Linked DNA regions of Homo sapiens: all the other regions are linked to region 5. A link is a loop called in an ENCODE intact Hi-C map of the cell type or tissue named here. Cell type or tissue: HCT116. All regions are shown on one strand. Region 1 overlaps LOC105378502 (a long non-coding RNA gene). Region 2 has its middle 46 kb from the start of EMX2. Region 3 has its middle 130 kb from the start of LINC02674. Region 4 has its middle 25 kb from the start of LINC02674. Region 5 holds the start of LINC02944 (long intergenic non-protein coding RNA 2944). Region 6 has its middle 5.2 kb from the start of EMX2. Region 7 has its middle 19 kb from the start of KCNK18.

Region 1 (4,000 bases), 800 kb after region 5:
CTCAAAGCCAAATGATGTGTGAAACCCCAAACTACCACTAACTTAACTGCACAGTCACAGGCAAGTCAGCCCTCCCCTCGCTTGGCCTCAGTTTTCCCACCTGTGAAAATGGGAGCATTGGGGTGATGACCTCTAAGGGATCCATCAGCTCTGATGCTCTGGTCCCTCAGGCTTTGCAGCTGCAGTCATTGGAACAGCATATGCTGAGTCTGCCTCTGCCAGGGTCCATAGGGAGGTTGACCTGATCATTTTGGTTTGTCAGAGAGGCTGCCCTACTGAAGGATGATGGCAAAGGACACTCAGCTGCTTTCCACAGAGGCAGCAGGGTTGAGAGGATCTGGGATAACCCCACTATCACCATCCCCATAATATATGTATTAGTCCATTTTCACACTCCTGTGAAGAACTACCTGAGGCCAGGCCCAGTGGCTCACCTCTATAATCCCAGCACTTTCAGAGGCCAAGGTGGGCGGATCACTTGAGGTCAGGGGTTCGAGACCAGCCTGGCCAACATGGTAAAACCCCATCTCTACAAAAAATACAAAATTAGTTGGGAATTGTGGCTCACGCTGTAATCTCAGCTACTTGAGAGGCTGAGGCAGGAGAATCGCTTGAACCTGGGAGGTGGAGGTTGCAGTGAGCCAAGATCACACCACTGCACTCCAGCCTGAGTGACAGAGCTAGACTCCACCTCAAAAAAATAAAAATTAAATTAAAAAATAACTACCTGAGACTGGGTAATTTATGAAGAAAAGTGGTTTAATTGACTCACAGTTCCACAGGTTTAACAGGAAGCATGGCTCAGAGGCCTCAGGGAACTTACAATCATGTTAGAAGGCAAAGGGGAAGCCAGCACGTCTTACCATGGTGGAGCAGGAGAGAGAGAGGAGAGAGAGAGAGCAAAAAAAGCCACACACTTTTAAACCATCAGATCTCATGAGAACGCACTCGCTAGCACTAAAACAGCAAGGGGGAAATCTGCCGCCATGATCCAACCACCTCTCACCAGGCCCCTACTGGACACATGGGGATTACAATTCAATATGAGATTCGGGTGGGGACACAGAACGAAACCATATCAACATATATCTTCCCAACCCCCTGAAAGTTAGTAGGGGCTCTGCCAACTGTCTCCCACTGGCTGACTTTGTTAATGAGTTTTGGTTTCAGAATCCTCCTCAACACAGTGCCCCACAAAGCCACTGTCAACCGAGCAGGACTGGCAGGTGAGGTGATGTCTACGTGGCAGCCTCGGGTTGAGATATTGCTGATACCAGCAACTTCCTTGAAGCCATAAACACCTTTGGGATTAGGTAAGACCTCAAAATTCTTTCCATCATAAACAGCAAACTGTGGGTTAATTAGTTCACCAAGGTTCTGGAGGAGATTCCTGATTTCAAACAATAGAAATCATCTCTGGCCAACTAAAGAGAAAACACTAAATCCCTATTGAAAACATTGAGTTGCTTACAAAATTTGACAAGAAGCAGAGGCAAGACTGTAGAAATTAACAGAACGGTCACGTTCATGACACAGGAAAAGTGTGATTGAGGCAACACTGTTGGCACGGCTCCCCACCGCTGCATTGGCCACTGCATTGGCCCCTCAGCTGCCGCGCTAAATAGCCTCTCCCTGAGCTCACCTTTTCCGGTCACGCTCAGGATTGAAAGTCCCAGGAGAAAGCGCCAGTTGCCTGAGCATAGGTTGGGTGCTGCCCCCTGGTGGCCGAGAGCAGAGAGACCGCCTCTGTCCCAATCAACTCTCACTTCCTCCAGCAGCTGGGGGGCCCTTCCCACCCTAACCCACTCTATGAAGAACGCACCCTAGTACCAAGTGGCTTCACATGCTAGGTCCCTTAAAAGGGTCTAAGGTTCCCTGCACTCAGATAATTTACTATGGAATGTTCCTTCTAGAAGAGAGTTGAAACCTACTAGTTCAACACTCCTGATCCAGAAGCACAGAAGGGCTGGTTAGTGTTGGCACCAGGGCTGCACACGGGCCTCCCAGCTTCCCATCCAGTGGTCTCCCTGCCCCGAGCCAATGTCCTCCTGCCTGCGACTGGCCTATGACAGCGTAGGACCCAGAGGCAGAGGACGTGGCATTGCCATGGCGACCCTAAGTCACAGCTTTTCCAAGACTGGATGAATTTCTTGAGCTTTCACATTTTTCTAAGCAGGGATAAGTAGTAGCTCTATGTGATTTAGTCCTTATACCTTGGTAAACATAGCTTTCCAATGAATATATTTACAGTTCAGCAAAACAAGCCTTTGCCATGTTCTGTTTTCCTGGATGTTCTTTCTGAGAATGTGATTGCCGCAGTGATAGGTCCCTGGGGGGGCAGTTCTGTTTGAACATCACAGTCAGGGTCTCTGGGCAGTGGAGCAGCAGGGGGACACAGTGTCTGGGATGAGAGGAAGAAGAGGAAACAGTAGGGAAGTTGGGCAGACAGGGACTGAGCTGGAACTTCTAGTGACTTCATTATTTTTCAGCAGGCTGGCACAGCGGCACTGGATCTTGGCTGGACAGGGCAATTAACAGCTCCCCAAGCTCCTAATGAGTCATTTTCTTGAGGTTTAAGCTGCCCGCAGAGTTTCCCAAGGGAATTTATTCCTGGAAGCTCACTCCTGAGAAGTGCCCTCCCCTGGGTGCAACTTGCCCAAGGCTACTGGATTTGGCCAATTGGTCAGAAACCAGGAATTCTGGGTCCAGAGACATACCCTGTAATTTAGAAGGGAGACTGATAGCGCTGAGCCATAACTCAGGCACACAGGATGGTGACTGGCAAGGACATTTCACTTTCTGGGGCAGCTGAGAGGTCTCACTTCCTCAAAACCCTCTTCTGAGACTCTCTTTCCACAAAGCGCCCGCCAGGCTTTGTATCTGGTTTAACCAAGGGTGGACACAGCCCCCAACGGCAGTGGTTTATAGTTGGACAGGAGCCAAACTCTGTCCTAGATCAGGGCTGAAACCAACCAGACTTTCTCCCGGAGAACTCGAACTTGACACTTGCATAAAATCTGTTACCAGGTAGTAGCAAGAGCAGTGGAAACCAAAGCTGCGGAGCTGAATTTCCAGAGGAGAGGACAAGGTGGCTGTGGCATGGCTGCTTGCAGGAATGAGGGGTACTTCTTAATGTGCCCTGTGGCTGGAAATCATCTGAATTTGTCTTCGTTCTTGGAGACCCAGAGTATCCCTGTCACACATCCAAACCCATGCACTCATAACCAAGGAGGCGACGGGACACTTATCTGACTGACTCAAGCCTAAAGGACTCCACTTTAGCCTTGCACTGGAGAGATATGGGAGATCCAGTGTAAATTGTTTTAATGTCTTCAGTTACTCACTTTAGTTTGTCTAAGAGACATGAACAAGGTTAAAATCTAACAGCAGTTGGGCACGGTGGCTCACGCCCATAATCCCAGCACTTTGGGAGGCAGAAGCAGGAGGATCACTTAAGGTCAGGAGTTCAAGACCAGCCTGGCCAGCATGGTGAAACACCATCTCTACTAAAAATTCAAAAAAAAAAAAAAATTACCAGAGTGTGGTGGCAGGTACCTGTAGTCCCAACTACTCGGTAGGCTGAGGCAGGAGAATCCCTTGAAACCGAGAGGCAGAGGTTGCAGTGAGCCAAGATCACGCCACTGCACTCCAGCCTGGGTGACTAAGTGAGACTCCACCTCCAAAAATAAAATAAAATAAAATCTAAGAGCAGTTGATTGTTCATCAAGGAGAAATATTATGGGTGGAACATCATCCTCTAGAGTCCAAAAATCTAGAAGGCTAGCCATTTAAGAACCTTCCTGCCAGATGCAGTGGCTCCCACCTATAATCCCAACACTTTGGGAGGTCAAGGCAGGAGGATGGCTTGAGTCCAGGAATTGAAGACCAGCCTGGACAACATACCAAGACCCCCCCACCTCCATCTCTAGAAAACAAATACAAAAATTAGCCAGGCATGGCAGTTCACCTTTGTGGTCCCAGCTACTCTGGAGGCTGAAGC
Region 2 (4,000 bases), 740 kb after region 5:
ATGTGAAAATGAAACAAAGTATCCCATGAACAACTGGATATTGACTAGATGTTGAAATGATGGTATTTGGAAGCTATTGCATTCAATGAAACAATTTATGAAAATTAATCATGGCGTGTGCTTTGGTTCGCCCTTTACCTTTTTTTTTTTTTTTTTTTTTTGATGTGGCTATTAGAAAATTTAAAATTACGTATGTGGCTACCATTACATTTGCATGGGACAGCACTGGCTTAGAATCTAGCCTTTCATGAATATATACCACTACCTCCATTTTACCAATGAACAAACCAGCTTGACCAAAGTCACCAGCTAATAACCACAGAAACCAGAATTCACATTATGAGAGGCCAGTGATTCCAGCTGAACAGTCTGCTAGTTGATAAAACTCCTAAAATAAGAGAGGTGGTGTTATTTTCACAAGCTCTTATGCAAAAGTGTTCAGTGCCAGCAAGGACTGAAGCAAATGAGGAATCTGAGGAAAGCAAACTAAAAGCCTGTGACTGGCCGGGCATGGTGGCTCACACCTGTAATCCCAGCGCTTTGGGAGGTCGAGGTGAGAAGATCACTTGAGCTCAGGAGTTCGAGACCAGCCTGGGCAACAGAGCAAGACAACACGGTGATGCACATGCCTATAGTTCCAGCTACTGGGGGTGGGGAGTGCTGAGGAGGGAGGATTGCTTGAGTCCAGGGGTTCGAGGCTGCAGTGAGCTATGGTCGTATCACTGCACTCCAGCCTGGGCAACAGAGAGAGACCCTGTCTCTAAATAAACAAAGAAATAAATAATAAAAGCCTGTGCTTGACCTCCTGACATTGGTTGGGAATGTTAAAGGCGCACTGGGTTGCTCTTTCTGAACAGGGACTGGGCAGGCTTCTGTGTAAACTTGGCCAGTCCCTTCCCCTCTCTGGGCCTCAGCTCCCCCATCTGTCAACACGGAGCGGTGGACTAGATGTTCTCTGAGGTCTATCAGGTCACCAGGGCACAACTCACAGATTCCTCCCCTCCAGGGGTGAGGGTGAGCTTCGGAGCACCGAACTGGGTCCTTGGGCTAGTGACAACCTCTCTTGTGTCATCTGTGAGTTGGGGATGAGAAGAGGGTGAACTTCAGAACTCTGCACTGAGAATGAATGAGATAGTGCAGGTAAACGTATCCAGCACATGCCTGGTACACAGGAAGCACTCAATAAATGCTAGCTCTTGTAGTCACTGTGGTAGTTACTAGGTTGATCAGCTGGCATGGATTGTTCTGGGCCTGTAGACTCAGATTCTCAAGCAATTTCTGCCTCAGAGCCTCCTGCTAAACGGACACACTTAAACGCTGAATTTGATGGAAGGCAGGTTCACCTTGCACTTGGCTTTTAAAGGGCTCCTTACCACTGCAACTCAATTCCATGACTGGATGGATAACAGAAGCACCCGGGAGGAGGGCAGCTTGGCAGGAGCCCACAGGAAGATTCAAGGTTTCATAACAAAGCATCTTCTGGTGTGTCAAGAGTAAGACTAGGCCGGGCGTGGTGGCTCACGCCTGTAATCCCAACACTTTGGGAGGCCAAGGCGGGTGGATCACCTGAGGTCAGCAGTTCAAGACCAGCCTGGCCAACATGGTGAAACCCCCTCTCTACTAAAAATACAAAAAATTAGCTGAGTGTGGTGGCAGGCGCCTATAATCCCAGCTACTCAGGAGGCTGAGGCAGGAGAATCGCTTGAACCCGGGAGGCAGAGGTTGCAGTGAGCCAACATCAGACCACTGCACTCCAGCCTGGGCAGCAAGAGCAAAACTCAAAAAAGTCTCAAAAAAAAAAAAAGTAAGACTAGAAACGTCCACGACCCCAGCGGTGTGTTAGGGGCTCACCTTTTTCCCTGAGTAGTTGTCCAATGTCACTTTTCCATCTGCAGGAGTGACGCCAATCCGTGGCCACAGGCTTTCTTCTGCCCCTTTTCCCCACCGTGGGAGGACTCTGACCTTTCTTCTCAACAGCTGTTTACATTTTTTTACCCCTGAATTGTGGGTAAACAGTCTCCCGTATTAGATAAAGGCTTTATCAGCTCACCGGCTCATCCCCTCCACACAACCTCCAGTGCAAGTCTGCGTCAGGAGTAAGCCAAACGCGATGAGTCTCCAAGCTCCTTATCTTGCACTTAATTGGAAGAACCTTGAGTTCAAAGTGTAGGCGCCCAGCTGTCTCTGGCGTGCGTCGGCTGCCACCTGCTGGAAAATCCTGGTATGGCGTGGTCTCCTCGGCCGACAGGCTCGCTCGCTGGGGGAAGAGGTTCATTCACTCAGCCAAGAGATATTTCTGGAGCAGGAAATATGTGTCAGCCAGAGTCCTAGGCACTTGGAATGATTTAGTGAACAAAACAGAGACCCGTATACCTGATTTTCTGGAGCTTATCATTTTTCAGAGGGTGACAGGCAATAGACAATATCACAAATACATGATACCATATGTTAGGAAGTGACCAATATGTGGGAAGTTTTTTTTTTTTAGTAGAACATGTAAGGGGGGGTTGAAGTGCTCGATGGGGAAAGGTGAGTTGTAAAGAGTTTTCAGGGTCAGCCTCATTGAGAAGGCTGAAGCTTTTTGAACAAAAGCTTGAAGGAAATGAGGGAAATTTCCATGGAGGAAGAGTGAGGCTGGCTGGGAGTGCAAAGGCCCTGGGGTAGGAATGCGCTCATGTCATTCAGAGAATACCAAGGAGGCCTGCGGTGCTGGGGGGAGAGGGCCACGAGGAAAGGTCATGGTACTGATCAGAAAGAGGGGAGGCCAGAAGGTGCAGGGTCTCATGGGCCACGTTTAAGGGCCATGACTATATTAGTCACCTTTGTCTGCCATAACAAAATACCAGGTATTGCTGTAACATTTAGTTCCTCCATAAGAGAAAACCTGGTGGGTGTGGTGGCTCACACCTGTAATCCCCTTTGGGAAGCCAAGGCAGTGGATCACTTGAGCTCAGGAGTTCGAGACCAGCCTGGCCAACATGGCAAAACCCCATCTCTATCAACAAAAAAAAAAAAGAAGAAGAAGAAGAAAGAAACATGACAAAATAATATAACTTCCGTTGGCTTTTTTTAGACATATAATTTCATTTACTAGATACATGAACCAATCCTAAAATATGTGTGTTGCCCCTGTATTACAGATAGGTAAACTGAGGTTCAGAGAGTTATTGTATCGCATGGGAAACTGGTAATTGAAACTAAGTCTGTCTAAGTGTGAAGTCTTAGCTCATTTTGTTAAGTCACCCCTACCTCCCTAGGTATGTGTATTCATCTCTGGATTTGATTTGCTAATATTGTGTTGAGGATTTTTGCATCTAAGTTCATGAGAGACACTGGTCTGTGATTTTCTTTTCTTGTGCAATCTTTATCTGGCTTTGGAATCAAGGTTAAACTAGCTTCATAAAATGAATTGGGAAGTATTCCCTTCTCTTCTAGTTTCTGAATAACATGGTGTAAAATTCGTGTTTTTTTTTTAAGAATTCTCCAGAAAAACCATCTCTGAAGCTTTTTAAATTACAAAGTCCATTTCTTTCATAGTTTTTGAGCTATTCAGATTGTCTGTTTCATCTGGGTTGGGTTTTGATAGGTTGCAGTATTTACAGAATTGGTCCGTTTCTTTTAAGTTGTTGAATTTATGAGCGTAAAGTTGTTCAAAGCATCTGCTCATCATATTTTTAGCAACTGCAGGATTTGTAGTGATATCCTCTGTCTCAACTCTGAGATTGTGGTAATATGTCTTCTCTCTTTTTATTTTTGTCAGTCTTGCTAGAGATGTATAAATTTTATTGGTTTTTTTTGAAGAACAATCTTTTTGTTTTATTGATTTTTCTCTATTATCTTCCTATTTTCAATCTATTTCTGCTCTTATTTTTATTTCCTTTCTTCTGCTTGCTTTGGGCATAATTTTCTTCTTATTTTTCTAGTTTTATGAAGTGAGAACTTTGATTATTGATTTCAGATGTTTCCTCTTCTAATGTTAGCATTTAGTATTATAAATTTT
Region 3 (4,000 bases), 380 kb after region 5:
TGAAATAGGCATGGTGAAGGTGTCAGGGTGTCCTCTTTTCTTCCACAGACAGGGCAATAAAGGGCCAGAAAATTTCAGACCCAAGTCCAAGATCACACAGGATGGCAGACAGGAAGCCAGGACCATCTCTGCACTTAGGAGAGAAGTCATCTCAAGAATCTGGACACCATGGGACAGTGGCACTGGTCTTTGGAGCAGGCCTCCTTCCTGAAGGCAAGTGACCACAATAATGCTAGAGTTTGGAATCGTGACAGCTCCATGGCCATAACATTCCCTTTGTTTTGGTAGCTTCGGGGGATCAGAGGAAGATTTGAGGACCTAGGGACATAAGAAATGTCATTGTGAGTCAAACCTGTGGCTTGTCAGCTCCCAGATTCTTCTTCCCAACTAGGAAATGATGATTGAATCAGCCTGGCTGTTGGAGTAGACGCCATCTCTTTCCCTGACTCTCTCCGTTCTTCATCCTTCAGTCTGCCATTCTCTGTATCTTTGCCAGAGAGCTTTCTCTCCAGCCCTGGAAGTAAAGTGTCTTGCCCACTTCAAGCAGGCTAGGGTGCCTGAGCATTACATCCCCCCTACTGGAGTAGCGTGTGAATGTCTGTGCTTCTCAGTGGGTAGAATAGTAACTGGTAAAGAGGTGAAATGGTGGGCGGCCCTAATGCTTCTCGGGGTCTCCCCATGGGATTAAATTCCAGGCACCCAGTGGTCGCTGGCTGGATAACACACACTTTACAGTGGACTTCCCATGTCCATCTTATTTCCCAACAGACAGCCTGCCCAGAATTCTTGTCTCCAGTTCTGTTTCTGGGAGAACTCAAGCTATGACAACTGTCCTCTGATATAGTTTGCCTGTGTGTCCCTGCCCAAATCTCATGTTGAAATGTGATCTCTAGTGTCGGAGGCAAGGCCTGGTGGGAGGTGATTGGCTAATGGGTGCGGATTTCTCATGAGCGGTTTATCTCCATCCCTCTTGGTACTATCTTCGAGATAGTCAGGAAGTTCTTGGGAGGTCTGGTTGTTTAAAAGTGTGTGGCACCTCTCCCGACTCTCTCTCTTGCTCCTGCTCTGGCCATGTGATGTGCCTAGTTGCCCTTTGCCTTCTGCCATGATTGTCAGCTTCGCGAGGCCTCCTCAGAAGCTGAGCAGATACCAGCATCATGCTTCTTGTACAGCCTGCAGAACCGTGAACCAATTAACCCATTTTCTTCATAAATTACCCAGTCTCAGTATTTATTTATAGCAATGCAAGAACAGCCTAATACATCCTCTCTGACATCATCCTTGATGCCCTGATGACTCATTGCAGAGACACCATGCATGGACCAAGTCCCTAAAAAAACCTGTATTTATGCCGCTCTCAGGCTCAGTTTCCCCCCAAGTTCCCTGCACACCATGGGAAAAAGGAATATCATTAAGTCTGGGACAGAACCTGAGCAAAAAAGAATAAAAGTAGAACTGTGCTCTGAAAACCTGAAAATCCTCTCGGACTTCGTTTGGATTATTTTTTTCTTTTCAGTGTCTGGTGAGGGATGCATCAGGAAGTTAGAAATGAATGGACTTTTGCAATTCATATCCTCATTTTTTTAATGTAGTTGAGATGAGTTTTTTATTCTACCTATTGTATGGTCAATGGCACATATGAGAGCTGAAATGCTGTTTGAATTCATTTTCTTAGGTATGTCAACCATATGTGGTACACTGGAGAAATGTATGTCCATGTGATGAATATATTTGCCCTCTAGTGGCTTAGTGGTTATTTGCAGAATGTAAATCCACTTCATTCATTCAGTCAGTCAATCAAGGTAGTCTAGAGCCTTTATTTTGTTCCAGACACAGTGTTGAAGGCTAGTGAAATAAACAGTGATAGTCCCTGGCTTCATGGAGCTTACAGTTTTGTGAGGGAGATGGGTGTGAAAACAAGCTAACAGTAGGAATCAAAACACTGAAAAATGTGATTAGACCTATGAGGGAAGGCAGCATGGTGCTTTGAGAGAAAAGCAGAGCGTATTTAATTTGAAGTAAGACAAGAGTCCGTGAAGGCTGTCTAAGAAGTGATGTTTGAGCTAAAATCTGAAGGTGGAGTCATCGAGCAAAGGTTGTGGTGGGCGCAGGGGGACACTCTTAGCAGAGGGAACAGCATTTGCAAAGGTCCCAAGGATGGAAAGAGCTTGAAACACATTCTCAGAGGAAGGATCGCCTAGGGGTTAAAGGCATGTTGTGTAGATCCTGGCAGGGTGGGTCCAAAAGGTCCTATCTCTATTATTAGCTCTGTGACACTGGGTAGGACACTTAACTTCTCTGTGCCTCATCTGTAAAATAGGGTTTTCAATAATAATATCTCATAGTGTGAGACTCAAATAATAGCTCACAGTCTGAGGAGTCAAACATGTTTACACTGCTTGGATTACTCACCAGAGCAAGTGAGTTGAGTTGGCAAAGAATGGGCCACGCCTTAGGAGGCCATTGCCACCACATGCACACATGCACGCACACATGCACACACATGCACGTACACACACACTATTCCTAATGTCCCAGCGCTTCCCTATCTTGAATATCAATTCACTATTCTTCAGAGCATTGCTACTCAGAGTGCAGGCTGAGGACTGGCAGCATCGGTATCACCTGGGAGCTTGTTTGAATTGGTCCCATCTCAGACCATCCGAATTAGAATCTGCATTTCCCAAGCCCTGGGGGACTCTGTTACACATTCAAGCCTGAGACGCACTGCTTTAGAGGCCTCCAACGCCAGACGGCTCAGTGTCAAAACACCACCAACAACACACATCCTATGGAAAGTGCTACCAGGTGACATCTCTTCCCTATTTTGGCTCCAACACTGTCCCCTTTAGCACACAGCTGGAATCTAAGATCCGAAGGAGAAGTTTCTTCTGTGGCTTACGAAGAGATTGAGAGGCTGGAGACAGGTACGTAGTTGCAAGATTTAGGTAATGAATTGTAGACTGTGAGAGAGGAAAATAATGATGTGAGGGGAGATAATAATCCAGGAGTACAGCTTTTCTTTTTTTCACAGCCCCCAAATTTTACCCCATGTCTTTCTAAAAATGACTCTCTAAAAACTGACAGTTCTCCCTTCCCTGATAATGTTTGGGCACCACTAGAATGACCCACCCTCACCCATCCAAAACGTGTGAATGACACCGCTATGTTGAGATGTGATCACATGTTTAATGATGCTGCTGTGAACATATTTGTTCAAAGGTGGGGAGCATATGAAAAAGTCATGCTGCCTTATGGAAAAAGACTAAAAAGTTTAACTTTATGTTTTTTAAACTCATTGACTTTTGATCTGTGTTTTATAAATAATCCATGACTTTAGGATGCTCCTAATATTATTTACAATGCAGATAAGTAAAACACAAAGGCTTATAAGCTGCTTGTATTATCTGAACATCAAGCAAGAATTTTTAGCACCATTTTCCTCTTAAATGTACGATTTAGATTTTGTCATATTTGTACTTACTTTGAACATTTCACACACACAGCACAAAAGATTCTGATGCAACATTTCCTTTGATAGCTTATTATACTCAATGTGAATTCTAAATCAAATCTTGTTACCAAATAACACTGCACGTTAAAGGTTTTCAGAGTTCATTTGCAAAATAAATAATAAGCCCATAATCATCTCAAATGGAAACAAATCAAGGATGCATTCCTAATAAATTTGCGTTATGTTTGATCATTTTTGTGATAAAAGTACCCTTAGCAGGGAGAAATTGGCTGAAAAATAATTAATCAGCTGGACAGGCCAGTCTCTTCTTTAGTCTTTTAAACATGTCTTCTAAATAACATCCATTTGATGATACGTCTCTACCTGTGTTTAAAGTCCACTCACTGAGAGTGACTGAAGGATTTCTATTAGGAGCTCTTGAGAAAGGATCCCTCCATCTCACCAGGAAATAAATCTATGTCTCTATGGCAGAAGATATAGGGAGGTTCTAAATTGTTTAAATATTGAACATACTTGACACTTTTC
Region 4 (4,000 bases), 530 kb after region 5:
AGACTTACTGAATCACAAACTGCAGGGGTGGGGTCTAGCAATCTGGGTTTTATAAATTCCCGTAAGTGATTCTAATGCTCACTAAAGTTTGAGAACCATTTGTGAGATTCAGTGCTCACTGAAGTTTAAGAACCACTGCATTCAAAGCATGCATAACCCGGGGCCTTCACAGAAGTAGACATCAAAACTGGATTAAATGTGTAAGAATCCTATTAAGGAAAAATCCTGTATGAGAAAAAACAAGGAAGGAGACATATAGGGAGGAAACAGACAAGAAATAAGGACAACCCTGGGGTAACCAGCAGACCACAATGGAGTGTGGTCTCCCGGAGTGAAGAAAGGGTAATGGAAGGTAGGTGGAATCATTCTAGACTGCACCCGAGAGTTCTGGGCTCAAAGTTGGCCGATAAAGGAGTCCCATTTCTTCTAGTGACAGGGTTGCTTTAGTATCATCCTTCCCACATCCAGTCACTGCCAGCCAGCAGCCCATGGGAGGCATGGCCTAGACTCAGACGCAGCGATGGATCTCAAAGTGCGGCAATTAGGACCCTCCATCAGTTATGATCCCTAGGGGTGTACAAGGCTCATTCTCTTGGCTGCCACATAATATCACAGGGGATACTATTGTTTTGCTCAACAATATGCCTTGGAAATCTTTCTTTTTCAGCACATATTGATCTGTTAATTCATTGTAATGGCTGCCTAGTATTCCATTGTATGAATATTCTGTTATTCGTGTAAACATGCCTCTATTGATATTTAACTTATTTCCAGTGGTTTTGCTATTTCATATGGTGATTCAATGTGTATCTCACCTTGTACACTGGAAGAGTTATCAAGAAGTGAAGTTGCTAAGCCACAGTGTGTGTGTGTGTGTGTTTTAATAATCACTACTATATTCCCCTCCAAATGGGCTGCATTGATTTATACTCCCCTGAACAGAAAATAAATGAAAGTAAACATTTCCCCATACCCTGAGCATCACTAGATAACATTAGACTTTTAATTTTTGCCTATCTAATGAATGAAATCATGTCTTATTGTTAATTAGCATTTCCCTGATTACCAGTGAGATTGATCATCTTTTCATATACTTACTGGCCATTTGGATTTCCTCTGTGAATTGTCTATGATATCTGTACCATTATTGCCAATTTACCTAGATGTCATGATGAATAAAATACAGGCCTATTTTCTTGCATTATTAAATCAAAAGTACCTTTTTAATCATTTTGCTTTTTTCAGTTAAGACACTAAACAGATAGGAAAATGTTTGGAGTGTTTGCATGTTAAATGGGTCCTGTTCCCAAGAGGGTGACAAGCCAGTGGATTCTGTGGACTCTGTGCTCCAGAGAGCCCAGGGCCTGAAGCAGGATACAGAAGGGCTGAGCCAGGATGGCCTGAGCCAGCCTTTCATAGACCCTGCAAACATCAGCCCTGGACAGAGGGAAGCCTGGAGGTCCAGCCAGCCCAAAGACAGCTTTCCTGGGAAGGTATCTCCAAGTGACGTGACACCAGATAAGGTCTTCTCTTCCCTTCCCGCTTTCACCCCACTGGCTGGTGTCCTGGCTGTGGAGCGCGATAGATTGGGGCTTAAACCCTCACTCTGCCCTCTACTGGTCTGTGCAGTCTCAGGCAAACCATGAAACGTCTCTGAGCCTCGGCTTCCTCATCTGTAAAATGCAGGTAACCCCAGCTTTCCTACAGCCGCTGTGGAAACCCAAGTGCGGGTCCAGCCCCCAACCCAGAGAGGAGCACAGGAGATGCCCAATGAATAGTTACTGTCACAACTGCAATGTGAATTAACTATTTCAACTACCATAAAAAAGAGAAAGGGGCCAGGCACAGTGGCTCACGCCTGTAATCCCAGCATTTTGGGAGGCCGAGGCAGGTGGATCACCTGAGGTCAGGAGTTTGAGACCAGCCTGGCCAACATGATGAAACCCCATCTCTACTAAAAATACAAAAGTTAGCCAGATATAGTGACACATGCCTGTAGTCTCAGCTACTCGGGAGGCTGAGGCAGGAGAATTGCTTGAGCCAGGGAGGCGGAGCTTGCAGTGAGCCGAGATCACGCCACTGTACTCCAGCCTGGACAACAAAACGAGACTCCATCTCAAAAAAAAAAAAAAAGAGAGAGCGAGAGAGAGAAAAGGGTGAGAATATCCTTCAGGCCAGTTTAAGTGAAGAGGGAAGATGTCTAATTCCCTTCTCACACATGGATTCTAGGCTGTGGCTCTATCCAAAGTGCACTTTTAAATTTTATTTTAATTTTTGACATAATATTTGTATATATTTGTGAGGTACCTAGTGATGTTTCTATACATATAATATTTGGCAATCAGGTGAAGGTAATCAGCATATCCATCATCTCAAACATTTATCCTTTTTTGTATTGGGAACATTCAATATCCTCCTTCTAGCTATTTGAAACTATAGGATATCTTAATGTTAACTACAGTCATCCTCCAGAGGTATAGAACACTAGAGCTTATTCCTCCTATCTAGCCATAATTTTGTGTCCCTTAACAAATCTCTCCTTAACTTCCCTTCCCCTACCCTTCCCAGCCTCTAGTGTCCTCTGGTCTAATTTTTACTTCTATGAGATCAACTTTTCTTAACTTCCACCTATGAATGAGAACGTGTGGTGTTTAATTTTCTGTTCTTGGCTTATATCCTTTAATATAGTGCCCTCCACTTCCATCCATGGTGCTTTGAATGACAGGATTTCCTTTTTTGTGGCTGAATAGTATTCCACTGTGTATGTATACTGCATTTTCTTTATGCATCCATCTGCTGTTGGACACCGGGTTGATTCCGTATCTTGGCTCTCTTGACTAGCACTGCAATAAACATGGGGGTACAGAGCACACTTTTGCAGCTTGCTCTGAAGACACTTGATGCAAGCCAGCAGCCTGGGACTCACACTTGGTGTGGTCCCTTCCTCCAGAAGTTTGTCACTTTCCCAGCCACCTGGCTAGACAGAATTTAGTACTGACTTCTTTGTCTCTTGCTGCCTGTCTTAATCTTGTGATGCCAATTAACTTTAATGAAAGTTAGATGGGAAAATTGTGGGGTGTAGATATACAAATATGTCTTTAGCAGAGAAACAAGGACAGCCTCAGAACAGTGGTGATTTCCAGGTGGAAAGAAATGTGGAGGCTTCTGTCTCCTCCGGGTAAAAGACAACTTGTGAAACTCAAAGAAAATAACTCTTGAAGCAGAGGTTTGAACTGTGCCAAGTTTATGACATGAAGGAAGAGGCTTGCAGAAAGGAAGTTCTGATTAAGACTGACAGCTTCGTTGCCACTCCCAGGGGAATGGGTAGGCATTTCTCTTGGACAGGTACGTGGGCTCCACCCACCCACCACATGAGCCCCAGTGGGGGCTGGGGGACACACCTGACTGCTGGTGATGGATTTCCCCTACTTTGAGTTAATTACCCTAATTCCTCACATCTGCAGAGCCCTTCAGAGCTTACAGCATACCCATTATCTTGCTTCATCTCATGACCACCCCGTAGGGTAAGCATGATTTGGGTCCCCACTTTGTTCATGGACAAAAACGAATCGCAGAAAGGTGAGGTGATTTGCCCAGGGCTAAGACTAGACACAGGTATCCCATGAGTACTGCATGTCCTGCTGCTTTTCTCCCAGTCCTGAAGACTTCCTCCTGAATGTGACGGGCAGAATCTGCCAGTGGCATGAGAACCAAGTCACAGGTTGCCACCAGCCATTGCAAAATCCTTATATCCTAGGCCTCATCTGAGGGACACCTCATCTGAGTCGATGCTTCATCCACAACTCCACCTTGGGAGGTACCTGGAGCAGGTGTCACATCCTACGAAAGGCTTTTGGCTTCTAGGTTATATACTTCCTGAATCTTGTCCAAACATTTCATTTATAGCTGAGTTGTTTTATTTTTTCCATACCACCCTGCCCCACTAAAGTACCAAGAAAATGTGCACTCTGATTACATTATTATAACATTCACCCTAAAA
Region 5 (4,000 bases):
GGGGCTTCTTATACCCCAGGATCATTTCTGTTTACTTTTGTGTACCTGATAACAAACAGTATGTCTTCTATTAGAATTTCCACATCATCATTTTCTCAGCTTGGAAACAATGCCTGTGTTCAAGGCAGAACCCTGAATACAAGCTGAATCTGGTGTGTGTGTGTTTGGTGGGGGCGGGGTGGGGATAAATGGTGCCCCAGGCAGGTCGGCGGTGGGCTTTGGGCATGAGGGTGAGCTGCTCAGGACCCAATTCCACAGGCTGTGTAGACTCCAATTATCCGAGGACTTAGAGATCAAACAGCCCAACTGTGCCTCACAATAAAGGAGGAGGTCTTAATTTTACTTCACGCTACACCCTTCCAGCCAGATCTTGCAAAACAATGCATTGCATTTATGTCTTCCTGAGCCCCAAACCTCTCTGAAATTGTCTCAGGCTATCCCAGCAATATCGCTACAAAGTGGACAGAGGAGAGAGTTAGATGTTCTAAAGAATCATGTGATTTCTACTGGACTGGTCAGAATGTCACGGCAACCACAGATGGCTTGATCAAAATCTCACCCTTCTGCTTTGTTGAGGACAGAGCACTTTTACATGTTATTTATTTTTATTTTTAGGTATATTTGTAGTGACGACATGTTGGCTTGTGGGAAAATAGTTTGCATTAGTCCTCAGCTGAGCTTCCCATACGCACAGGGGACTCAATATATAGAAAACAAGAAAGCCCGGAAAATGCCAATGGCTAGAGACTGGAATTCTGCAAATTTTATTTTTCTCCACTCTCACAGTAAAGACAGGATTTGTAGTAAGGCACAATACTGCCAAAATTAGTCTGATTTTCTTTTTAACAATAACATCAGCTAATAGGTAAATATTCTAGAAAATGTAGTCATTTTGAACATTTGAGATTAAGAAAAGCAGAAAATCTGGAATATTTTTGTAGACATCTAGATATATAGGCAACGACAGAGACCCAAGACCGTAAATCCGGTTTATTTTTACATATTAGCATTAAAATATCTGTCTTGCTTTCAGACAATGAGTTTTTAAAAATTAAGAATAGTGCATCAAAATGATGAAAAATTTTAGGATTTTTTGATATGTAACTTAACCCACAGAAAACCAGATTATTCATCTTGCTACTTGTTTATAGCCCTTTTTAAAAAATGAATATTTCAGACACCTTAAATTGATAAATGTTTCTCTGAAAATAAATCGCTCTTTGATAAAGAGAGTGGAACATAAATGTTTGAGATGTAGCTGAAGCTCTATCACCATTTATGGATCACGATTATAGTTCAAAACGCAAAAGCTGGTATCTTTTGAGGTCGAGCATTTTATACTGAAAGCATATATTTATAATGGAAGTTAACCTTAACATGAAGAGGAAATGATGTTATAGGATTTTCTATTTTGGAACTAATAAGCTATATCATTTCTTATTTGATGGTCTTAAGAAGCAGTTAACATGACTTGAAAGCAACATTTTTCAAGTACTGTAAACATGCTACCATGGAAAACCAGAGAGGAAAAATTTTCCTGTCTGTGAGATTCCTAAACAACTTAATTTGAGTTGTTTACTCTCAAATACTGAATGTTCTTCCCACTGTTCCGCTGTAGTCCGACACAGTGTATTTAATGATTTTTTGTGAAATTTACAACCTAGTGACTTATCATCTTACTTTGAATTGTCTTGAAGATACTTAATGCTGATACTTAACACACACACACAAAAAAACCCCAAACTCTTAGAGTCCTCACTCTGTTTTGAACTAATTAACTTTACAGGAACAAACCTGGAGATACTTATTTTTTCCACTACTACTTTTGGATTTATTATTTCTTTTTATTATAGTAGTCCGAGGTTAGAAAGCTAAAAATTAAAATGGTTGATAATTGTGAAATATATTGTTATTCATGGCAAAATATCACGATTATGCATATGTGTAAGAATTAAGATGTCTTAGGAACTAGCACGGAGTGAGCTGGATGAAATGCGGCACCTGCCACAGAATCTTTCCCCTGTGCTTTTCGGTAATGCCAGGCAAGTCCTCCGGGTTGTAGAAGTCATGGCCAGGTCATGGATTTCCGCACACAGCGATGGCTTCTGTGGGACAAAAAGCAGTGAATATCACGCTACTTACCTTGCTTTATACCACAACCGTTGCAGGCAAGGGTGTCTCCGATGGCGTCTTGGTTTTGCTTACCTGTGTTCCAAAAGAAATCTTTTCCCTGACCAGTTAACTTCTTGGTTGTTCCTTAAGACACAGGGATTTTGGGAAAGACTGTGGCATGCTTTCCTCAGTGGTTCTTCTCAGTTTAATGCCTTAAAGATGGACAAATGTTCACTGGCTGCCCGATAGGCACTGAAATTCGGAGCAATCCAACTTGTTCCAAAAGCGTTTCCCACGGCATATGCACAGTTTCACGGATGGCCACTAGATGGCGTGTGACAACCATTTGTGTCAGCCACACGCAAAGGCTTCCCATTCATTCTCCATAAAGGTATCAAAGGCGTCCTCCAGCAATTCCTCCAAGACAACTTCACTATTACGTTGTTTTCATTTCGATCCTTAAATGGTACCGGTTTACGTTTTGGAAGTAGGGGGACATTTTCAGTGGACGAGCCTAAATCAGAATGTGTGCTGTTGTATTTACGCATCACCGTTAATAAACATTAGCACTTAAAGCTGAATTAAGGCACATCGTTAAATGTCAGTGTGTATCTACCCACTTATCTACGAATGTTTCAACAAACATCTATTAAGTGTCTACTACTATGTGCGAAATGTGACTCGTTCTTCTAAAATACTGAAAGGACGTTTTATTACCAGAAAGTAATACAAGTATCAGAAAATAAAGACATTTTACGTTGCACAGTTGGGTCATTGATATAATGTTAAAATTAAATACATTAGCTCTTTCTTAGCTGAGGTTTTGTTTTCTGTGGTTTCATTTACCTGTGGTCAGTTGTGGCCCCAAAAAATTAAATGGAAAATTTCAGAAATAATTCATAAGTTTTAAATTGCATGCCATTCTCAGTTGCATGCTGAAATCTCTCATCCTCTGTCCCACCTGGGAGGGGAATCTTCTCTTTGTCCAGCATATCCACACTGTCTAAGCTACCTTCCTGTCAGTCACACGGTAGCCATCTCAGTTATCACATAGACTGTCACCGTTTCCCAGTGCTTGTGTTCAAGTAACCCTCATTTTGTTATATAATGGCCTCAAAGCATGAGAGTAATGATGCTGGCAATTTGCATATGCCAAAAAAGAAGCCATAAAATGCATCCTTGAAGTGAAAAGGTGAAAGTTATCAGCTTAATAAGGAAAGAAAAAAATTGTATGCTGACATCTTTAAGATCTACAGTAAGAAGGAAACTTCTACCCACGAATTGTGATCAATTAGTTGTAAACACCACTGCACTTGGACCAGCTTACCCATGAATGGTAAGGAAAAAAAGAAATTCATGCATAGTATATGTAGGGTTTGGTACTATTGCAGTTTCAGGCATCCACTGGGGTCTTGGAAGAATGTATCCCCCATAGATAAGGGGGGAAGTTGTATGCTCCTGGAATTTCAGAAGCTTCTCCTTTTTTTTTTTTTTGAGACAGAGTTTCGCTCTTTTTGCCCAGGCTGGAGTGCAATGGCACGATCTTGGCTCACTGCAACCTCCGCCTCCCAGGTTCAAGAGATTCTCCTGCCTCAGCCCCCTGAGTAGCTGTGATTACAGGCATGTGCCACAAAGCCCGGCTATTTTTGTGTTTTTAATAGAGACGGGGTTTCTCCATGTTGGTCAGGCTGGTCTTGAACTCCTAACCTCAGGTGATCCGCCCACCTTGGCCTCCCAAAGTGCTGGGATTACAGGCGTGAGCCACTGCACCCGGCCCAGAAGCTTCTTTTCTTGATATAGAATAAATCTGAATGTCAGGGGGAAAAATCACATGAAACACCTTGCAAATTATCTTTCCCCTTATAGCAAAATATGATTCTCCTTGCCT
Region 6 (4,000 bases), 700 kb after region 5:
CAGGGAAATTAACTAGGATAGTAACTCATTAACCAGACTGGCCAGTGGAGTCGTGCCAGGGCACTGGGCACTGTGGTCTGGACTGGACCCTAAGCTCCTAGATGGCGCAGCTGCCCTGCCACTCAACTTTACTTGTGGATTTAGGCCTTGCAGAATACAGCCACCTTTGTTCCTTAGCTGCCCAAGGAGTGGGTGTTTGGTTAAGTAGCCCTGCGTGGAGTGGGAGATGTGGGGATTTCTGAGGCTCCAGCTTAGAGCAAGGGGCTTCCTCCCTCTGCCCCATGTGTGCCCCAAGCCACTGCTGCCTCTTGGGCTCTGTAGACTGAGGAATCTACCTTTCCAGGTAGCTGGACTAGCAGACACATTCAAACGTTCTAATTCCGAATCTGTCACTGAATGACCTTGGGCAACACAGAAACCTCCCCACCTCATTTTGTCATATGTAAAAATACAGCCAATGCTGTCTGGGAGGCAGTGGGGAGTAGCAGTGGGCTTGTTTTGGAGAAAGATAGAACTATCCTACTTCCTGATTGTGGTGGTATTTACATGACTCTATGTGTTTTTCAAAACTCACAGAACCATATACTACAAAGGGTGAGTTTTACTATATGTAATTATACTTTAATACACCTGCCCCCATCCCCCAAGATGAGAGACTTGCATTTACAGCTTAACTGTGTGACCTTGGGCAAGTTACCTAACTTCTCTGTGCCTCGGTTTTCTCTTCTCTGAAATGGGAATAAATAATATAGTACCTTTGCTCTGGGTTTGTTCAATGAGATAAACAAAGTAAAGTGCTTAGACAGTGTCTGGCACATAATGAACTACAATAAAAGTTTGCTCCTGTCCTTGATGCTGCTATTACATACCCACCTCCAAGGCTTGTTACTGGGTTTCAGAGTCTGTGAACAATATAGCTGTACAAACATCAGCTAATGCTGACACTCCTGCCACACTCCTCCGTGCTCCCCCAAAAGCTGAGAGCTTTTCTAGGGAGATTTTGGGGTGAGCAAGGCCTGGAGTCCTGGCTCCTTGGTTGGTGTCAAAGGGCGGAGACTCCTGGGGATCTCTGATAAGCATCTGCTAGGAGTTTCCTGCAAGGTGCCCCCGGGCTTCAAAGGAGCAAAGGGCAGTGCTTCACTATAGCTGCGCTCCGTGCTAGGCCTGTGAGGTACCTGGGGTGGGTGCATGGCCTCCTGCAACTGAGAATAGGTGTGTGGGAGCTGTCTGGGGTCACCACCTGTGTGACTTTCACCTTCTTAAGCCACGGTTGACTCATCTGTGAAAAGGAAATAGCGATGTGTTAACGGTTGTTGAGAGAGTGAGTGAGCTCATATTTAGCACACTGTTAGCGTTCATCACATTTTAGTTATTGCTAGGCCATGGCCTTGTGCCGTCGAAGCTACCCGCTGCACTCTGCCACGTCCTGGTCCCTGATCGCCGAGGTTCTGGTCCTCACGTTGAACCAGAATGCTGAGCCCGCCCTGTGCTCCCGCGGCTCGCCGCGGACCGCACCGACGCCCGTGAAGGGCGAGCCCTTTCCCGGCCCGAGGCGCGAGAATGGTGTCCCGAGTTGGAAAGGCCTCGGGGGCGTTAAGAATTCCTCCAACCCACTGAGATCCCCAGTCACGCCGGCCTCTCCGAACGCGCAGGGTGGCGGTGAGAAAACGAAAAGTATAATTAATGCCCTAAAAACATTTTTTAAAAATTATTACGACAAATCCCTTTCTGGCGTCTTCCCCAGAGGCCTCTCGCCAGGCGGGCGCGGCGACCCGGGGCCCCGATCGGCGTGAGCGCAGCGGCGCCTAGTGGCGAGGGCCGGGCGCGGGCGCGGTACCCACCGCGCCCCCGAGCCCGAGGGCGGGGGAGCGCTGGGGTCGCGCCACACTGCCAAAGTCTCGCCTAGGCCGTCATCCAGGCCAGTGGAGGGGTTAAAGGAGGCTCACTGGCTACGGAGGAGCCCGGATGGCTTGGAAGTGCGTCCCTCCTGCCTCCATCAGCTCCAGCTCTTGGCTTGAGAGTTCGCCACCCACGCTGGAATTCCAGCTCCAGTAGGCTTCCTTCCGAAGGGGGCGCAGAGGTGGGCTGGAGTGGGACAGGTTCTGCTCTAAGAAGGACTAGGAAGCCGTGATCACCTGTGCAGCCACAATTCCATGCCTGAGGTCCCATATTTCGCGGCCCAACCCAGGTGGTTCAGAGAACAGGCCTTGGACGGCCTGCGCGGGCCCTGCCTGGGGTGGAGTAGGAAGAGCTGGGGTCCCGGGGTGCGACTCTCTCAGATCCGCGCCCCCTCGCGGCTGGCTGAAGACGCCCGACACAGGGGGTCCTTGGTTTTGGCAGGGGTGGCGATTGATTACCACACACTCCTAGCAGCGCACATTGACTAGCCCATTCCTCTCGGAGCGCGCGGACCCCATCCATCCCGGGGCAGCCTGGCTCCTCCGGTGATGTGGGGCCGTGGAATCCGCTTGGGCTTCACTGGAAACCCGTGTCATAGCAAGGCGGCCTGGGACCGGCGCCCTCAGCATAACTGCTTGGAGCTCCGAGCCCTTGCGGCAGGGTTTTGACCCTGGCCCTGGGCTCCGCGGGTGGCTGCAGGGGCGCTGTCCTCCTCTGGACATCCGCGCGAACCTCTGCGTCTCCGGAGATCTATCCGTTTTGAGACCCAATGTTTCAGTGACGCATGGAGCCACTGGCAGGACCCCACCGTCGGGTTTTATCTCCTTCATCACGTTGAAACTCGTCACTCCCTCACCACACACACGCTGTCTCGATTCATTATTGAAAGCAAGGAAACAGAACCAAAGGGGTTTGCAGTTTCTTTCTCCCTCAGCTGCCTTCAAATGAAAGCCTAGGACCGAGCAAGGACTGGGAGGGACAGACAGACGTACACACAGACGGTGGTGCAGGAGCTAGGGAAGAAGTACACTCTCTAGTTCGGGCGCCAGCCCGGGATAGGGATGAAGACAGTTGCGTCTCCCTTGCACTCTCTCGGGATGGAGGGTGGGTGGGAGCGTGGCAAGTCCTTCCCATCGCCCCCAAAGCTACATCTCTATGAGCCCACCAGAGCGTGCACCGGCTCCTGAGTTCCCAGAGGACCAGCATGGGGAGCGAAGCGGGGCGCACCTTCCACGCCTCTGCAGCGCTTTCTGGCTTTTCGTGTTTGAGGCTCTGCTCTCTGCCACTGATAGCCCGGCCGGCCTTTTAACTTGGAGTCTGGTCCTCGCCCGACAATGTAAGGCGCTACTTGGGTTTGTCAGCGTCCATCTAGGAGCCTATGCTACTTCTGAAACGCTGGCGTCCCAGGAGCCACACTCTCAGGGGCTTAATCGTCTCTTCCTTTAATACTTCCCCATTTTCTGGACGTGGGGGCTGGGCTGGGGCTTGGAGGGGAAATCCAGCCAACTGAGGAAAAAAAGGAAACTGGAGGTTTTTTATTTTGGACTCTGCGGCCCTCCTTGAAATATGGGGAGGATTGGGGCAAGACTTACAAGAAAACTAACAATTCCTCTCACCTGTATCGAGTTTTAGCAATTTTTTAAAAGTATGTGTGCTCAAGCCCATGATTTCAGTGAACATCACAACCTGGTGTGGTCAGGGAAACAGTCGTGATACCCACTTTTCAGATGAGAAAACTGAGGCTCAGGGAAGTTACAAAAATCACTCCGCGCACCCCCACCTCCTGGCCATGGGTGCAGTGATCACTCCACTTGGAGCCCTGGGAAGACCACCCTCTCCTCCCCGCCCACAGGAGTCAGCCGCCCGCACTCAAGCCAAGGAGAAAAGGCAGGGGAGAATGCCCTGCAGGTGGGCCGGGGTGCACGCGCAAGGTTTGCCCGGGCGGCCCCACTTAATGTCACTCTGGCTCTTGCCTCGTATGCACCCGCTCACCGTTGACCCCCGGGCCGCTCTTCCCGGCCTCAGGCCCTGCCCTCTTTCTTCTTCCTGGTTTAGCTCCTGCGGTCTCCAGCCCCGAGTTTAGGACTGGAAGGCGGAGGGT
Region 7 (4,000 bases), 1.0 Mb after region 5:
CTCCGTCCTGGGGAGGATGTTGGAAAAGGCAACAGGCAGCTGGCTTAAGGGACTGTCCCAGGGACAGCATTTCTTCCTGTTTAATGCCTCTTGGCCAGGAGTGGGTCAGGTCTGGTTGCCGCCTATGCAATGTGAGGGGCTCTCTTTAAGGAAAAAAAGAAACTACGAAATTGCCCATTCAAAATTAGGTATGAACATGAATATTCATTTAGAATGAGAAATAACAAATTACACATTTCACAATGCCAACAAATACAGAAACCTACAATCATGCGAGCGCATTGCCAGGGTTTCTTCCGGTCATGAGATTTCAAGTAAGCAAGAAACTCTGAGCCTAAGCTTCCTCAGCTTCCCGGAAATCAGAAATCATCTCTGCCCTTAACAGCTCCCTTGCTGGGAGTCAGTGGATATCTCTGCCCTGGGAGGTCAGATCACCCCCTACTTCCCACCCATGAAAGTAGCAGCTACTCTTTTGGTGACAAGGCAGGACCACAGGGGCTGTCTGAAGCACCACCTTCAGGGGTTTAGCCTGGCCCACCTGAACTGGGGAAGGGACAGTGTCAGGGAAGTTTCCTGCAGTTCTGAGCAGGGCTCCGGCACAAGCCTTCAGGGGCAAAGCCTCTGACCCAGGCACCAATATTAACCTACTCCAGAGATTGGTGACAGGGACTCATTCGTGCACCGATGTTTACCGAATGCCCACCACATGCCAGCACGGTGCCAGAGCGACGGGCAGATCACTGAGAACCACACGGGCACACCTGAGAAGGTTAAATGTGTGACGTGGCTACACAGCCTGCACATATTAGTTGCTCATTAAATATTGGCTTCCTTCCCGTCCTCCCATTTGCCAGGCACGCTCCTACGGAGAGGCAGCGCCCAGCACAGAGCAGTGCATTCAGCAGCCCACATGCCAGTGCCCCAGAAGGACAGGCCACACCTACTTCCCGCCCATGAAAGTAGCAGCTGCTCTTTTGGTGACAAGGCAGGACCATAGGGGCTGCCTTGGCCCATCCCCTGCCCATCCCCTCCCCATCCCGGGACAGACCCAGGAGCGAGCTCGACTTGCGTGAGGTTACCCAGCAGGGCAGGGGTGCGGCCAGGTCTCCTGCGTCCGAGACCCTCTCTCTCACTGGCCCTCTTAGGAAGCGCGAGGCCCTTCCAATCCCCTTCCTGTCTGGGCTCGCCTGGCCCCAGCGCTCCGGTGAAGGCAGGGGTTCTCGACCCCAGCTGAGAATCACCGCAGTGTTGGAGACAGGAAGCAAAGCCCCAGCCCCAGCATCCCGGCCATTCTTGGACCTGGCTACTGAGCGTCCGAGGCAGGGGGCTCCAGGTGGGACGCGACATCCGGACACGAGGAGCTCCCAGGCGTCGCTTGTGAGCTGCACCCCGTCTGTCCGCAGGCCCGCAGGGAGGCTGTGGGGTCAGGAAAGAGGCAGCCAGGGTGAAGCTAGTGGGCATGCTGCGACAAGTTTGGCAGGACTTGGGATTGCGGGGACAGCGGTGCGAAGTGCCCGTCCCGGGGACGGAGGTGAGAACAAGAGTCCGAGGCGTCCCCTCTCAGGAGTCCACGGTGGAAGACTGGAGTCGGAAGGGGGAGCCCTCCCCGGGGACCGCGGCTGGAGATGTCCGCTCCCGGGAGGACCCTTCCTCGCGGCGAAGGCGGGGAGCTTGGGACGCGCCACCTGCTGGCGCAAAGCTTGGGGTCTGCGCGGTCTGGCCGCGCCACCTGGTGGCCGCTTGGGAAAGCGCAGCCCGGCCGCAAGACCTCGCGGGAGCGGAGGGGCCGCGGGCGTGTGCGGAAGGATTCCTCCATCAGCTCCAGCACCCCGCGACCTCTGAGCCACTACCCCATCCTGGGGCGCCTGGCCTGGACTAGCTGCCCCTCTTCTGACAGCGCCCACTCTCGCAGCCCCTATCGTCCCCGGGGATTGGGCCTCCCCGAGGAACCCCTCTTCCGCCTCGACGCCCCCTCTGCATCTCTTTGGCTGTGTCATCTTGAACAAAATCGCTTACCGTCCCTGATCTTCAGTTTCTTCGTATTCTAAAGGCGGGGAGGGCACTAACAATACAGCATTCAGGGCTGGTGGACCACTGAACGGGACGACCCCCACAGCGGCTGGGTGAGTCGCACCAAAGGCTTTGGTCCAGGTACCGGGAGGCTGGAGATGAGATGTGCAAGCGGAGCAGGGCACTTCTGCACCCATAAGTAGGAGATGCAGCGGGTGACCGTCAAAATCCCCTCCCCTCCTGAGTCTGGGAGCTTCCGGGGCAATTTCCAGGACCCCCGCTTCCCGGAGGTGGACTTTAGCCAACCTGAGACCCCGCAGGCCCTCCCATGGAGCCAAGTGATGCTGGGCAGTTGACGATGATCCCCCAAGTGAGTCCAAGCCAGGCAAGAAGCAGCCCCCTGGGATCACCAAGAGAAACCGAGCTTGGAGAAGACGAAATACTACCTCTTATTAGGACAGGGTCAGTTCCAGTTTGGGGGAGGCCTCGCTGGCTGGAGGGCCTTTCCCGCTTCAGCATCCCTGCCCAGGACCCCAGCCCTCATGCTTCTCCCAGGCTACTGTCCTCACAAACTGTCCCCACAGGGAGGCTGCAGGGAGCATTGGATGAGAGGCACACGCAAGGCTCAGCCCAGGACCTGGCGCAAAGTAGGTGTGCAGCAAACGCTGGCTGCTCTCCTTGGTGTTTCTGTGCACCTAAGTCCCACCCAGCGTCCTCCCTTATGTGGGAGATGCTGCAGAGTAGAGACTCAAGGATTAAAAGGGAAAAAAAGCAATAAGGATGAAAAAAGGCACGATCATTTTATTTGGGCAGCTCAGAGTCTGGAGAGGAGAGGACAGGTGAGAACATTGTTATCCTGTAACAGAGGAAGAGGTAGCAGGGGATGGAGTGGGAGCATGGAGCACACAAGGGTGACCGCTTTCAGGAGTTGGGGGATGCCACCTAGCAGAGGTGACATGTGAGCCTAGCCTGGAAGGGAGAAGGACACCTCAGGCTGGGAGAGCCACTAGTGCCCTGGTTCTCAATTCTGACCACATGTTGGGTAACCTGGGAGACCTTTCAAAACCTCAGTGTGCAAGTGGCACCCAGACGAATGTCGGAATCCTAGAGGGTGCTTTGGACTAAATGTCTGTGTCTCCCCAAAATTGATTTGTTAAAACCCTAACCCCAGTGTGATGGTATGAGAAGGTGGGACTTTTGGGAGGTGATTAGCTGTAGATGACATCATGAGGTTGGAACCCTCATAATAGGATTAATGCCCTTATAAAAAGAGAAAGAAGCACAAGATCTGCCTCTGCCTCTGCCTGTGTCTCTGCCTCTGTCTTGGCCTCTGTCTTTTTCTCTCTTTATGCCTCACTCTCTGTGCATTTCCCAGGAAGAGGACCCTCACCAAGAACCCAACTATTCTTGCTTTCTGACCTCAGACTTCCAGTCCCCAGAACCATGAGAAATACATTTGAGTTGTTGAAGTCACCCGGTCTATGATAATTTGTTATAGCAGCCTGCACTCACTAAGACGGCAGGGAGGGGGATGCCATGAAATATCTGACACTCCCCAGGTGTCAGTGCGCAGGCAAGGTTGAGAACCACTGAGCAAAGTCTTGAAGGAATAAATTCACATGTCTGCACAGGGGCCCAGAAGTAAACAGCTCAAGTTGGGGCAAGAAACAAGGGGCAGGGGGGCACAATGGACCATTTCCTTAGAACCATGGAAGAATTCCAGCTAGCAAATAAGCAAATAATCATGACCTTTAATTTGCATAATGTGCATCCCTGACAACCACCATGTTTGCATTTGAACAGGAATTGCTATTGCCTTAAGAAGGGAGTGGCTGAGAGGTTCAGTACCACTTGTAATGAATTTACCTCTGTGTTTCTGAAGATGCTGCTGATTCATCTTTGGATACTCTGAGCCTGGAAGATAGCCAGCATTCAGTGAATGTTTGTTGAACTGAAAGAACAGCCCTTCAGTGCGATCATGGGCTCCTAC

What was found. Hi-C counts contacts between places; a loop is a spot of excess contacts. Peaks named below come from ENCODE experiments on the same cell type or tissue, not always from the same donor. Only the 100,000 strongest peaks of a DNase experiment are listed, where the experiment ranks them.
Region 1: it touches region 5 in a loop (6-fold over the local background); 20 of 110 quality-filtered maps call a loop at or near these places.
Region 2: a loop joins it to region 5, with 14 times the contacts of the local background. A loop is called at or near these places in 95 of 110 quality-filtered maps.
Region 3: it touches region 5 in a loop (5-fold over the local background); 19 of 110 quality-filtered maps call a loop at or near these places.
Region 4: it touches region 5 in a loop (7-fold over the local background); 3 of 110 quality-filtered maps call a loop at or near these places.
Region 6: it touches region 5 in a loop (12-fold over the local background); 70 of 110 quality-filtered maps call a loop at or near these places.
Region 7: a loop joins it to region 5, with 16 times the contacts of the local background. A loop is called at or near these places in 45 of 110 quality-filtered maps.

Annotation. Positions count from the first base shown.
Region 1 is chr10:117,440,794-117,444,793 of GRCh38, reverse strand. All of the region lies in intron 1 of LOC105378502 (a long non-coding RNA gene), which reads right to left. Among named protein-coding and RNA genes, the nearest start is that of PDZD8, 67 kb to the right of the region's middle. In HCT116, CTCF peaks have their summits at 1,006 and 1,724 (motif pointing left); DNase peaks (open chromatin) are centred at 1,683 and 2,572; H3K4me3 peaks cover 557 bases.
Region 2 is chr10:117,494,919-117,498,918 of GRCh38, reverse strand. It overlaps EMX2OS. Among named protein-coding and RNA genes, the nearest start is that of EMX2, 46 kb to the left of the region's middle. In HCT116, a CTCF peak has its summit at 2,216 (motif pointing left); a DNase peak (open chromatin) is centred at 2,208; H3K27me3 peaks cover 61 bases.
Region 3 is chr10:117,858,774-117,862,773 of GRCh38, reverse strand. No RefSeq gene overlaps it. Among named protein-coding and RNA genes, the nearest start is that of LINC02674, 130 kb to the right of the region's middle. In HCT116, a CTCF peak has its summit at 1,748 (motif pointing left); a DNase peak (open chromatin) is centred at 1,763; H3K27me3 peaks cover 2,498 bases.
Region 4 is chr10:117,707,982-117,711,981 of GRCh38, reverse strand. No RefSeq gene overlaps it. Among named protein-coding and RNA genes, the nearest start is that of LINC02674, 25 kb to the left of the region's middle. In HCT116, a CTCF peak has its summit at 1,622 (motif pointing left); a DNase peak (open chromatin) is centred at 1,612.
Region 5 is chr10:118,239,888-118,243,887 of GRCh38, reverse strand. It overlaps LINC02944 (long intergenic non-protein coding RNA 2944), which reads right to left and starts at 2,383. Exons shown (of 5, transcript XR_946349.3): 1 at 2,206-2,383; 2 at 2,002-2,105. In HCT116, a CTCF peak has its summit at 2,433 (motif pointing right); a DNase peak (open chromatin) is centred at 2,467; H3K27me3 peaks cover 3,339 bases.
Region 6 is chr10:117,535,559-117,539,558 of GRCh38, reverse strand. It overlaps EMX2OS. Among named protein-coding and RNA genes, the nearest start is that of EMX2, 5.2 kb to the left of the region's middle. RefSeq lists an enhancer at 3,720-4,000. In HCT116, a CTCF peak has its summit at 1,827 (motif pointing left); no DNase peak of the experiment used is centred here.
Region 7 is chr10:117,214,507-117,218,506 of GRCh38, reverse strand. No RefSeq gene overlaps it. Among named protein-coding and RNA genes, the nearest start is that of KCNK18, 19 kb to the right of the region's middle. RefSeq lists enhancers at 1,421-1,560, 1,102-1,619, 1,591-1,640, 2,137-2,654 and a silencer at 1,831-1,890. In HCT116, CTCF peaks have their summits at 1,506 and 1,709 (motif pointing left); a DNase peak (open chromatin) is centred at 1,696; H3K4me3 peaks cover 806 bases; H3K27ac peaks cover 429 bases; H3K27me3 peaks cover 596 bases.